2 separate regions of the Homo sapiens genome follow, and region 1 is linked to region 2. A link is a loop called in an ENCODE intact Hi-C map of the cell type or tissue named here. Cell type or tissue: body of pancreas. All regions are shown on one strand. Each heading gives the region's core, and the rest is flanking DNA. Links, peaks and the distances in the headings are about the cores only.

The links. Peaks named below come from ENCODE experiments on the same cell type or tissue, not always from the same donor. Only the 100,000 strongest peaks of a DNase experiment are listed, where the experiment ranks them.
Region 1: a loop joins it to region 2, with 1.8 times the contacts of the local background. A loop is called at or near these places in 2 of 110 quality-filtered maps.

Annotation. Positions count from the first base shown.
Region 1 is chr2:9,252,253-9,257,634 of GRCh38, reverse strand. The region is part of intron 1 of ASAP2 (ArfGAP with SH3 domain, ankyrin repeat and PH domain 2); the gene reads right to left. Among named protein-coding and RNA genes, the nearest start is that of ASAP2, 48 kb to the right of the region's middle. In body of pancreas, for the core only: no CTCF peak of the experiment used is centred there; no DNase peak of the experiment used is centred there.
Region 2 is chr2:9,176,266-9,181,647 of GRCh38, reverse strand. No RefSeq gene overlaps it. Among named protein-coding and RNA genes, the nearest start is that of ASAP2, 28 kb to the left of the region's middle. RefSeq lists an enhancer at 902-2,101. In body of pancreas, for the core only: a CTCF peak has its summit at 3,243; DNase peaks (open chromatin) are centred at 2,527 and 3,107; H3K27ac peaks cover 3,636 bases.

The DNA.
Region 1 (5,382 bases), core at 310-5,309, 76 kb before region 2:
AGGCAGGAGAATAGCTTGAACCTGGGAAACGAAGGTTGACGTGAATGGAGATCGTGCCACTGCACTCCAGCCTGAGTGACAGAGAGAAACCTTGTCTCAAAAACAAAACAAAACAACCACACTTTCACATTCTCCTAGCCTGTTCTTTCCGACATCATGTACTGGTTCATTAGTTTGTTCAAGGTAATCTCCTGTTAAAAAGTTAAGAAACAATAAACCAAGAAAATAAAGCTATTTTAATTTTGCAGGGAAAAGTTTTAGGCACCTATGGTCATTCCATAATGCTTACTAAGTAGGTATATCCTTCCTACCACTGTTTGAGACTACTATAAAACAGTCCCTGCTTTCAGACTTCAAATTTCCCAAGGCAATTGAGACTTTTCATTAGCTGAACCCTAAGGAACAAGGACAAACTGTCACTCCTTCAGGATGGGGGCCCGCACCTTCTGATTTTTGAATCTCCAGCACCAGTGGAATGCCCGACACGTGTAAACACTCCACGAACATGGAATGAATGAAACCATCCTCTGCTGCTCTTTAGTTTCTACCAAACGCCCTGTGACAGGCTGTTAGGGAAAGACACCCTGGAGCAGGTAACACAGGCACATCCTGAAGAAAGTGACAGGCTGTTAGCAGGCAGGAGGCACTCCAGCCAAGGACTTGGAATGAGTCCATCAGCTGTGCTGCCCCCTCCCAGCCCTTGGCTGCAGCAGGAGGATCAGGAAGGAGAGGAACAAGGACTGAGGGTGGACAGGACAAGCGGCTAAGAGACAGTCATACTGACTCTCGGTCAGTGCTTTTTTAAAACCCAACTCCTCTGTCACACAGAGGAAATGGATTAAAAAGGTCTCTTGCTGGAATACAAATTGCTCAAATGCATACCATCACATCCCCAAAATGGAATCAATGAGAACACTGAGGCTGTTTTCATTCATTTGAAATTGGCAGTTGGATGCCAGTGGCCTGCACTTTCATTTCAATACTCTTCCAGTTACACAAGACAGAGACAATTCTGATTTGCACATGTAAATAGAAACAGATGGCCACATTCTTTTTTAAAAACAAAATCCAAAAGCTTTGGAATAGTAAGAAATTTGTTTCAACTCTCTACCACTAACAACATCTAATATCTCCTTGCAGTCCTTATCTCAGATATGTTAGACAAGAAGCATCTGAAACATATATTGACTGCTCAGCCCATGGACAGCATCATCATTGGCACAGCATGTTAAACGCTAATTTCTTTATGTACAGTTGACACTGCCGCTTTGCCTGACATTTAAGTGAAGGCAGCACATGCATATACACCCTCGTGCTAAACTCCAACTTTTAACATCCTGGCGCCCACTGACATGCTAATTTTTTATCTTCATCACCCCAAGCTGGCACATGGTTGGCACTCAATAAATATTCATTAAATGAATTAATTGGGCTGCCAGAATTACTTGCTTTCTTTTTTTTTTTTTTTTTTTGCAGGGGACCCTAGAATAGTTTTTCTCCTGCCATTTCTATGAATGTCTGAACGTGCAAATATGTCAATGACTAGGGAAAATATAGTGACGCACTGGTCATTCTACAACTTTAAGTCTACACAGGTTCCTTCATCAAAACAGGGCATTAAAAACAACTAAGCTATAGAGCCAGATCACTGGAGGTACTGTAGTTTATAACCTGCTTATAAACCCCAGTTCTTAAGTCCCTCAATGCCTAGCATGCTACCTACCAATACGCATACAAATAAATCAGACGATCTTGTGCCCCCCAGCCCAATGTTTACCAAGACTTCAAAATGTTCTGGTGAGATCACCTCCCTGCTATGTGATGCAAACATCAGAGTATAAATCTTTTCAGAAAACTTTTTAACAACTGTTGGAAATTTTAAAGATAAAAGCAATACAGGTCAAGCAGACCCCTGAAGAACCTCTGGAGCACCACATGGTGCTGGCACCAGCTCTGCCCCCGACTCCCTTCATCAACTCAGGCACCTCCCTTCACCTCTGTAAAGCTAGGTGGCTTGAACTCCATAATCTCTGACGACACCATCTGCCGAATCCACGGCAAGGACACACAGAACCAGAGAGGCTACTTCATTAAGCTGCAGTGTGCATTTACATCAAATCAACCATTCCATAGTAACAAGGCAATATGAGGCCATCTTTTTAAAATTCCATAGGAGAATTTAAGTAAATTGCTAGATCCTTCCAGTTTTTTCTGTGTGAATGATTTATCCCAGCTTCTAGGAATATGTGCAATATTATTCCACAGAGCACATCTTTCAGAATCTTGTTTCAGATTATTGTTACTTAAATAGTCCATTTCTCCTGAACAGCCCTTCAGGTAAGAGACATTCAATACTCATTAGAATCTCTACTCTCATGATGCATTGTATGATCTGAGAACCAACTTACATGGTACAAGTATAGACACATAACATCAAAGAAGATACACAATGGCCAAGATTCTGGTTTCATTAGTTACCAGGGAAATATAAATTAAACCACAATAAGATTCCATTACACACCCAGTAAAATGGCTGATAATGCCAAGCACCGATGAGGAAGTGAAGGAACTGGAACTCTCATACGTGGTTAGTGGAAATGAAAAATGATGCAGCCACTTTGGAAAATGGGATGGCAGCATTTGATAAAGTTAAACACACACTTAGCACACAACACGGCAATTGCACTCTCAGGTATTTCCCGAAGTCAAAATATAAAACGTGTCTACCTACACAAAGACTTGTAGTCAAATGTTCATAGAAGCTTTATCCATAATAGCCAAAAACTGGAAAGAACCCAAATGCCCATCACTTGGTGAACTGATAACAAGTAGTACCGCTTATCTTCAGGGAATACATTCCAAGACTCCCAGTGGATGCCTGAAACCAGACAGTACCAAATCCTGTATATACTGGGTTTTTTTTTTCTATACACACATACCTCTGATAAAGTTTAGTTTATAGGCCGGGGACGGTGGCTCAAACCTGTAATCCCAGCACTTTGGGAGGCTGAGGTGGGTAGATCACTTGGGGTCAGGAGTTCGAGACCAGCCTGACCAACATGGTAAAACCCCGTCTCTACTAAAAAAAAAAAAAAAAAAAAAAAAAATCCAAAAATTAGCTGGGGGTAGTGGTGCATGCCTGTAATCCCAGCTACTTGGGAGGCTGAGGCAGGAGAATTGCTTGAACCCGGGAGACAGAGGTTGCAATGAGCTGGGATGATGCCACTGCACTCCAGCCTAGGCAACAGAGTAAGACTCTGCCTCCAAAAAAAAAAAAAAAAGTTTAGTTTATAAATTAGGCACATTAATTAGGATTAACAACAATGACTAATAGAATAATTATAACAATATACTATATATATGCATACACACACACGTGTATATATATATATATATATTTTTTTTTTTTTTTTTTTTTTTTTTTTTGAGACAGTCTCCCTCTGTTCCCCAGGCTGGAGTGCAGTGCAGTGGTGCAATCTCTGCTCACTGCAGCCTCTGCCTCCTGGCTTCAAGCAATTCTCCTGCCTCAGCCTCCTGAGTAACTGGGACTACAGGAACGTGCCACCACGCCCGGCTAATTTTTGTATTTTTAGTAGAGACGGGGTTTCACTATATTGGCCAGGCTGGTCTCGAACTCCCAACCTTGTGATCCACCCACCTCGCCCTCCCAAAGTGCTGGGATTACAGACATGAGCCACCGTGCCCGGCCAACAATATACTGTAATAAAAGTTATGTGAATGTGGTCTCTTTCTCAAAATATCTCGTTGTATGTACTATTTTCGGACCTGGGATGACTTCAGGTAACTGAAACCTTGGAGAGTAAAATGCAGCTAAGGGGGAACTTACTCTGTATCCATACAACAGAACATTATTCAGCAATGCAAAGGAGTGGTCTAAAGATACATGTAACATTGTAATCTCCAGGGCACTAGGTCAAGCAAAAGCAATCATACACAAAAGGTTACATACCCTATCATTCCATTTATACGGAATTCTAAGAAAGGCAAAATTGTAAGGACAGAAAGCAGCGCAGAGATGACAGGAGGCAGGAATGGGGGAACCAACTGAAGAGGGGAGTTCTGCGTGACGGCACTCTGCTACGTTACATCTGTAGGGTGCTTAGACGATTTCACAAAACCCACTAAACTGCACATTTAAAACGTGAATTTTGGCCGGGCACAGTGGTTCATGCCTGTAATCCTAGCACTTTGGGAAGCCAACGCGGGCGGATCACCTGAGGTCAGGAGTTGGAGACCAGCCTGGCCAACATGGTGAATCTCTGTCTCTACTAAAAATACAAAAATTAGCCAGGTGTGGTGGCGGGCACCTGTAATCCCAGCTACTCAGGAGGCTGACGCACGAGAATCGCTTGAACCCAGGAAGCAGAGGTTGCAGTGAGCCAATATCGCGCCATTGCACTCCAGCCTGGGTGACAAGAGTGAAACTGTTTAAAAAAACAGAAACAAAAACAAAAACTGGTGAATTTTATTGTTTGCAGAGTAGACCTCAATTCAGCTGACTTTAAAAACTTTTTAAAAAACAACAAAAAACGACTTTCGTTTCTTTGTTGCCTCGGGATTGGCTTGGGCTTAGGGATGCACGGGCAGCTTTTGAGGGCTGCAGTGAACAACTAAATAGTCAAGATGCTTGGTGTAGGACCAGTGATTGGGCCCACGCACTATCTGCTTGTGTTCCTAAATTCTTTTTTTTTTTTTTTTTGAGACGGAGTCTCGCTTTGTCGCGAGGCTGGAGTGCAGTGGCGCGATCTCGGCTCACTGCAAGCTCCGCCTCCTGGGTTCATGCCATTCTCCTGCCTCAGCCTCCCGAGTAGCTGGGATTACAGGCGCCCGCCACCACGCCTGGCTAATTTTTTTGTATTTTTAGTAGAGACAGGGTTTCACCGTGTTAGCCAGGATGGTCTCGATCTCCTGACCTCGTGATCTGCCCGCCTCAACCTCCCTAAGTGCTGGGATTACAGGCGTGAGCCACTGCACCCGGCCGTGTTCCTAAATTCTTTAACTGTCTTCCGAAGGCTTTTTTTGGGGGGCGGGGGTGTTAGGGGAATAGGGTCTCACTTTGTCGCCCAGGCTGGAATGCAGTGGTGTGATCTCAGCACACTGCAACCTCCACCTCCTGGGTTTAAGCGATTCTCCTGCCGTAGCCTCCTGAGTAGCTGGGCGTGTGCCACCATGCCCAGCTAATTTTCTGTATTTTTAGTAAAGATGGGGTTTTGCTATGTTGCCCAGCCTGGTCTTGAACTCCTGGCCAAAAGTGATCCACCCATCTCGACCTCTCAAAGTGCTGGGATTACAGGCAAGAGCCACTGCGCACAGCCCCAAAGGCCTTATTTAAAATGACTCTTCCTACAGTCCCTGGTTCAT
Region 2 (5,382 bases), core at 194-5,193:
GGCTGATCAGATACATCAAAGGATGCCACCTGTCTATTCAAGCCTTCCAGGGCTCCCCTCTTCCTGCTAAGTCAATGCATGGACTGCTGAGCTTCTCTTTCAATTTACTTTATCAAATACCTCTGTATTAGTCAGGGTTCTTGCATTTTGAGAAATTAAAAACCCAATTCTAAAGACCTCAACCACCATAAAGGGAATTTATTGGCTTGCATAACTAAGAAGCGTAAATATCGGGAAGGGGGTCCATTGAGCCAGTGGGTTTGTAGCAGGCTGCCACATCCTAGGGTGTCTGTTCTCATGCTGCTAATAAAGACACCTGAGAATGGGTAATTTATAAAGGAAAGAGGTTTAATGGACTCACAGTTCCACATGGCTGGGGAAGCCTCACAATGATGAAGAAGGCAGAGGAGAAGCTAAGGCATGTTTTACATGGTGGCAGGCAAGAGGGTGTGTGCAGGGGAACTGCCCTTTATAAAACCATCAGATCTCATAAGACATTCATTACCATGAAAACAGTATGGGGAAGCCATCCCCATGATTCGATTATCTCCACCTGGCCCCACCCTTGACACGTGGAGGTTATTACAATTCAAGGTGAGATTTGGGTGGGGACACAGACAAACCATATCTATGCCTGAGGCAAGATCTGGAGCTAGGCAAAGTCAAGTGGGAGGTGAAGAAGCAGAGATGATGGGGAGGAGTGGGAGCAACTGATAGGAGTGTGAGGTCAATCCTTGGGTCCTGATTTTTCTGCAGTCCCCACGTGTTTGTATGAGCAGGGTGGGTCCATTTGTGGCAGCCACAATGGGTCCTGGTGGGTGTTCAGGGCTAAGGCTAGGACTGCTCAATCTGGAATCTGGAGGTGGGCGAAGGGAGGTGTTTGACAGTGCCTTATGGAAGTAGAATTGGTCAGGAACTTCCATCCTGCAAGAGAGCTATTTTCAGGTAACCCCAGCCCTCCACCCAGTGAAAATTATGTCCTTCCTTTTGAGAAGCCAGAGTTCAAGAACATCAGGGCTGCTGCCCTGAATAACTTTCTGTTATGCCTGAAATTGGGAACCTGCACCAGAGAGCTGTTTCCTGTGTCTTTCACTGTTATAACTTTGTCGTTGGTTCCTTCTTATCAACAACATGGGGTTTCTCCAATTTGTAGAGAATGAAGAGAAGTGGTGCAGGGTTGATGCAAACTGGCCTAGCTGCGAGGAAATGTGTGCATCCCCAGGACACAGAGCCAGGCCCTGGGGTTACAAAGCCAACGCAGTGTAAGCACCAAGAAATTAGTAACAACTGTAACCGCTCCAGGCACCTGCCAGTGTGCTGCCTGCGGTTCAATGCTGATGGATTCTCGTTGGTTAGTTGTGTGTTGTGTGTTGTGTACATGTGTATTAGGAACCCATGTATGTGTGTATGTGTAGGGGTGGAGGCACTACCAATATCAATTCAGACCATTTTCACAATAAACCGCCATGTCCTACAGGCCTGCTGGATCCTTGCGTGCCTTTTTTTGCTACTCCACCCAACATTGCAGAGGTGGAAGAGCTTCCTGAAGCCTGGGAGGGTCAGGGGAGGCCCATGGAAGTTGTGTGGCACTCCCCTGGGACTCAGATCCAGCTCATGTTTATTGAGGGCCTGCCCCAGTGACTAATCCTCCCACAACAGTGCTGGGGAGGCATTAGTGACTCAGGAAGGATATGGGACTTGTCCAAGGGCACACAGATTCCAACACGGGAGGTGCTTTTTCCACCACGCGGAGCCCAGACTCTGTGGCCAGACTACCTGGTTTGCACCCCAGCTAGGCACTTGCTAGCTGTGTGGACTTGGGCAAGTTACTTACTATCTCTGTGTCTGGGTTCTTCATCAAGGAATTACTTACTATGTTTAGCACAGAATAAATGCTATGTAAATGAACGCTTATCTTCTTAAGATGATTACATCACATGCTTCTGAAAATGATTTCCTCAGAAAAACAACATACTAGAAGAACACGAAGGCTGTTTTCAAATGGAACCTCAGTAAGATTAATCGTCTTGGGAAAATTGGCCTTCTCTTTCCTGCCTTGGTCAGTACGTCCCTTTCCAGGGGGCCCCTGTCTGGGACAAGGTCCTCATGGAGAAGGTCAGCCGAAGAGCTTCGCAGCTTTGCCCTCGTTGGCCTGAATTAGATGGTCTGATGGCTGCTTGGAAAAATGCACTGCATTTTTTATGTATTTTCCCCATCAAAACACGTCTGTTTCGTTCTCTTTTAAAGGGCGTCCATGAGTCATTTGGCAGGAACAAAGAAGCTTCAGTTTGCAACTTCCGTGGGGATACAGTTTAAACAGTGTGGGCTCACGTGGTTTTTTTTAAAATCTGAAAACATGCCTTAGAGGTGCCTTAAGCACCTGATGGCAGCTGTTCTCTCTTGACAGCTGGATTCCAAATGTAAATATTATTTGTCAGAACGTATCAGAATCATTTGCATGCAGATGTAGACAGCCATCCCACGGGTGTGCCGGGGAGGCGGGTCCAAGGCCCTTTCTGCTTGTTCAGTCTGGTGGAACACAGTGCGGTTTCCTAGACTGGTTCACTGCTGTGTTTCATAAGGAGCTCAAAAGCCAGGCCAGCATCATTTCTCTTCCTGAAGGCAACCCTCCAACTGTCCCACTCAATCCCAAAGTCATCAGCATGAGGCAGGAACCTGAGGCCAGGGGCCTGGGAGGAGAAGAGCAGGGAGTGAAGTCCCACAGGTCCCCTGAGCCCTGACACCTTCTCCCCTCAGCACCCCAAACCCAACCTGTCTGGGAGCAGACTCCCCTCCCTCAACTCCCGGGTGCACCTGTCACCTGTCCACACACAGCCACACACTGGGGGCTGGAACATGGGGTGAAGTGCACAGAGTTGGATTTGGGTACATGCCACTTCCTCTCTAGCAACTGGGGAGGTTACTTCACTTCTCTGCATCAGTTTCAGCTACCTCATAGGGTTGCTGTGAGAATTAGATTAAGTAAAGTGCTGTAAACCAAAAAGAAAACTCTAAATTCTAAGCCCCATAACTCTCTGAATGAGCCCCTCCTGTCAGCCAGGGGCCTTCCAAAGTCAACCTGAAAAACCAGTTCAGGCTGTGACAGGAATGTGGGGCTGGATATGCCTCATTACACCCTCCTCCCTTTTGGAATTACTGATAGAACACACTCTAAGTCTGATAAGAAACATTTACAATCTAGTCCCTCTAAAGCCTGCTCCCTGGAGGCTGCCTCTGCATAATGGGAACTTGGTCTCCACAACCCCTTATCTTAACCCAGACATTCCTTTCTATTGATTCTAGGTCTTTGGACAATAACTTGCCTTTTCGAATTGAACCAGTGTACATCTTACATGTACTGACTGATGCCTATGTCTCCCTAAAATGTATAAAACCAAGTTGTAATCCAGCCACCTTAGGCATGTGTTCTCAGCACCTCTTGAGGGCTGTGTCATGGGCATTGTTCACTGAGATTAGCTCAGAATAAATCTCTTCAAATATTTCACAGAGTTTCACTCTTTTTGTCAACAGCACTAACCCACATAATAAATGCTCATAGTAAATGCTCAGCACGTTACCTGTCATTGTCAATCAGTCAGTAAGTCCCATTGTCGCTTTCCTGAGTTACTACTCGGGACTTTCAACAGAGCTCCTCATTCTCATCCGATTTCAATCCATCCTCAACTTGGTTACAAGAGTTAGCTCCCTACATTCTTTTTTTTTTTTTTTTTTTTTTTTTTTTTGAGATAGAGTCTCGCTCTGTCACCCAGGCTGGAGTACAGTGGCGTGATCTCGGCTCACTGCAACCTCTGCTTCCCGGGTTCAAGCGATTCTCCTGCCTCAGCCTCCTGAGTAGCTGGGATTACAGGCACGTGCCACCGCACCTGGCTAATTTTTGTATTTTTAGTAGAGACGGGGTTTCACCACGTTGGTCAGGCTGGTCTTGAACTCCTGACCTCGTGATCCACCCACCTTGGCCTCCCAAAGTGCTGGGATTACAGGCGTGAGCCACTGCACCCGGCCGGGGTAGCTCCCTGAATTCTTATGTGACTCTGAATCTCCTTAAAACCCTCCATCCATTTCCCATTGCTTCAGGATAAAAACATAAGCATAAGATGAGAAAAAGCAGTGAGAATCCATTAACATTTGCCAGACCACAATAAACTGTGTTTTCTTGAGTTCAGTGATGCGATCTTGGCTCATTGCAACCTCGACCACCTGGTCTCAAGTGATCCTCCCACCTCAGCCTCCTGAGTAGCAGGGACTACAGGCAAGCGCCACAATGCCCAGCTAATTTTTGTATTTTTTGTAGAGACGGGAGTCTCCCTATGTTGCCCAGGCTGGTCTTGAACCCCTGGGCTCAAGTATCCTCCCTCCTTGGCCTTCCATAGAACTGGGATTCCAGGCATGAACCACCATGCCCAGCCCTTCTTATTTTTGTGTAGCAGAAATATAATGTAGTGAAGAGAGCATAAGTTTTGGAGCCCAACAGATGAACGTTGGAATCCCTCCCCTGCCACTTACTGTCTATGTGATTTGGGCAAAATACTTAAGATCCCTGAGCCTCAATTTGATTTTCTGAGGCCAGGCATGGGAGTTCGCACCTGTAATCCCAGCACTTTGGGAGGCTGAGGTGGGCGGATTGCTTGAGCTCAGGAGTTTGAGACCAGGCTGGACAATATGGCAAAACCCCATTTCTACCAAAAATACAAAAAATTAGTCAGACATGGTGGTGCACATCTGTGGTCCCAGCTACTCAGAAGGCGGAGGCAGGAGGATCACTTGAGCCTGGGAGGCAGAGGTTACAGTGAGCCGAGATTGCACTACTGCACTCCAGCCTGGGTGACAGAGCAAGACCCCATCTCAAAAAACAAAACAATTTGCTTTTCTGTAAAATGGATCAAGGATTTAACTTGGCAACTCTGATGTTTAGATGAGACAATATATGTACAGTGCATCAAATGATATTAACTAATTCTTTCTCCTCTGGTACTGACAGAATGACCACCTCCTTTCCTTTATCAAACTTAGTATATCTGCTGCTCAGGCCAAAAGCTTCTCACGGCCTGCTCCTACTGACAGAGCTGCATGCCTACTGAACCTGTTTATACCAGTAGTGCTGGTTATTTTAATTACACAGCTTAATGATACATATGTGACCAATGAAATAGAGTTATCTTGAAACAACAACTTTATTTTAGATAAAAGACTTACTAAGGGTGAATTAGTATTTGCAAAACTCTAAGCAGACGTGGAAATTCTAATCAGGTACAACAACTCAAAATATGGGTGAATGAATGTATATTTTAAATTAAAATAATATGTTTAAGACTAGGCAAAAAATTGTTTATGATTATCTACCCCCACATGGCAGACTGAACA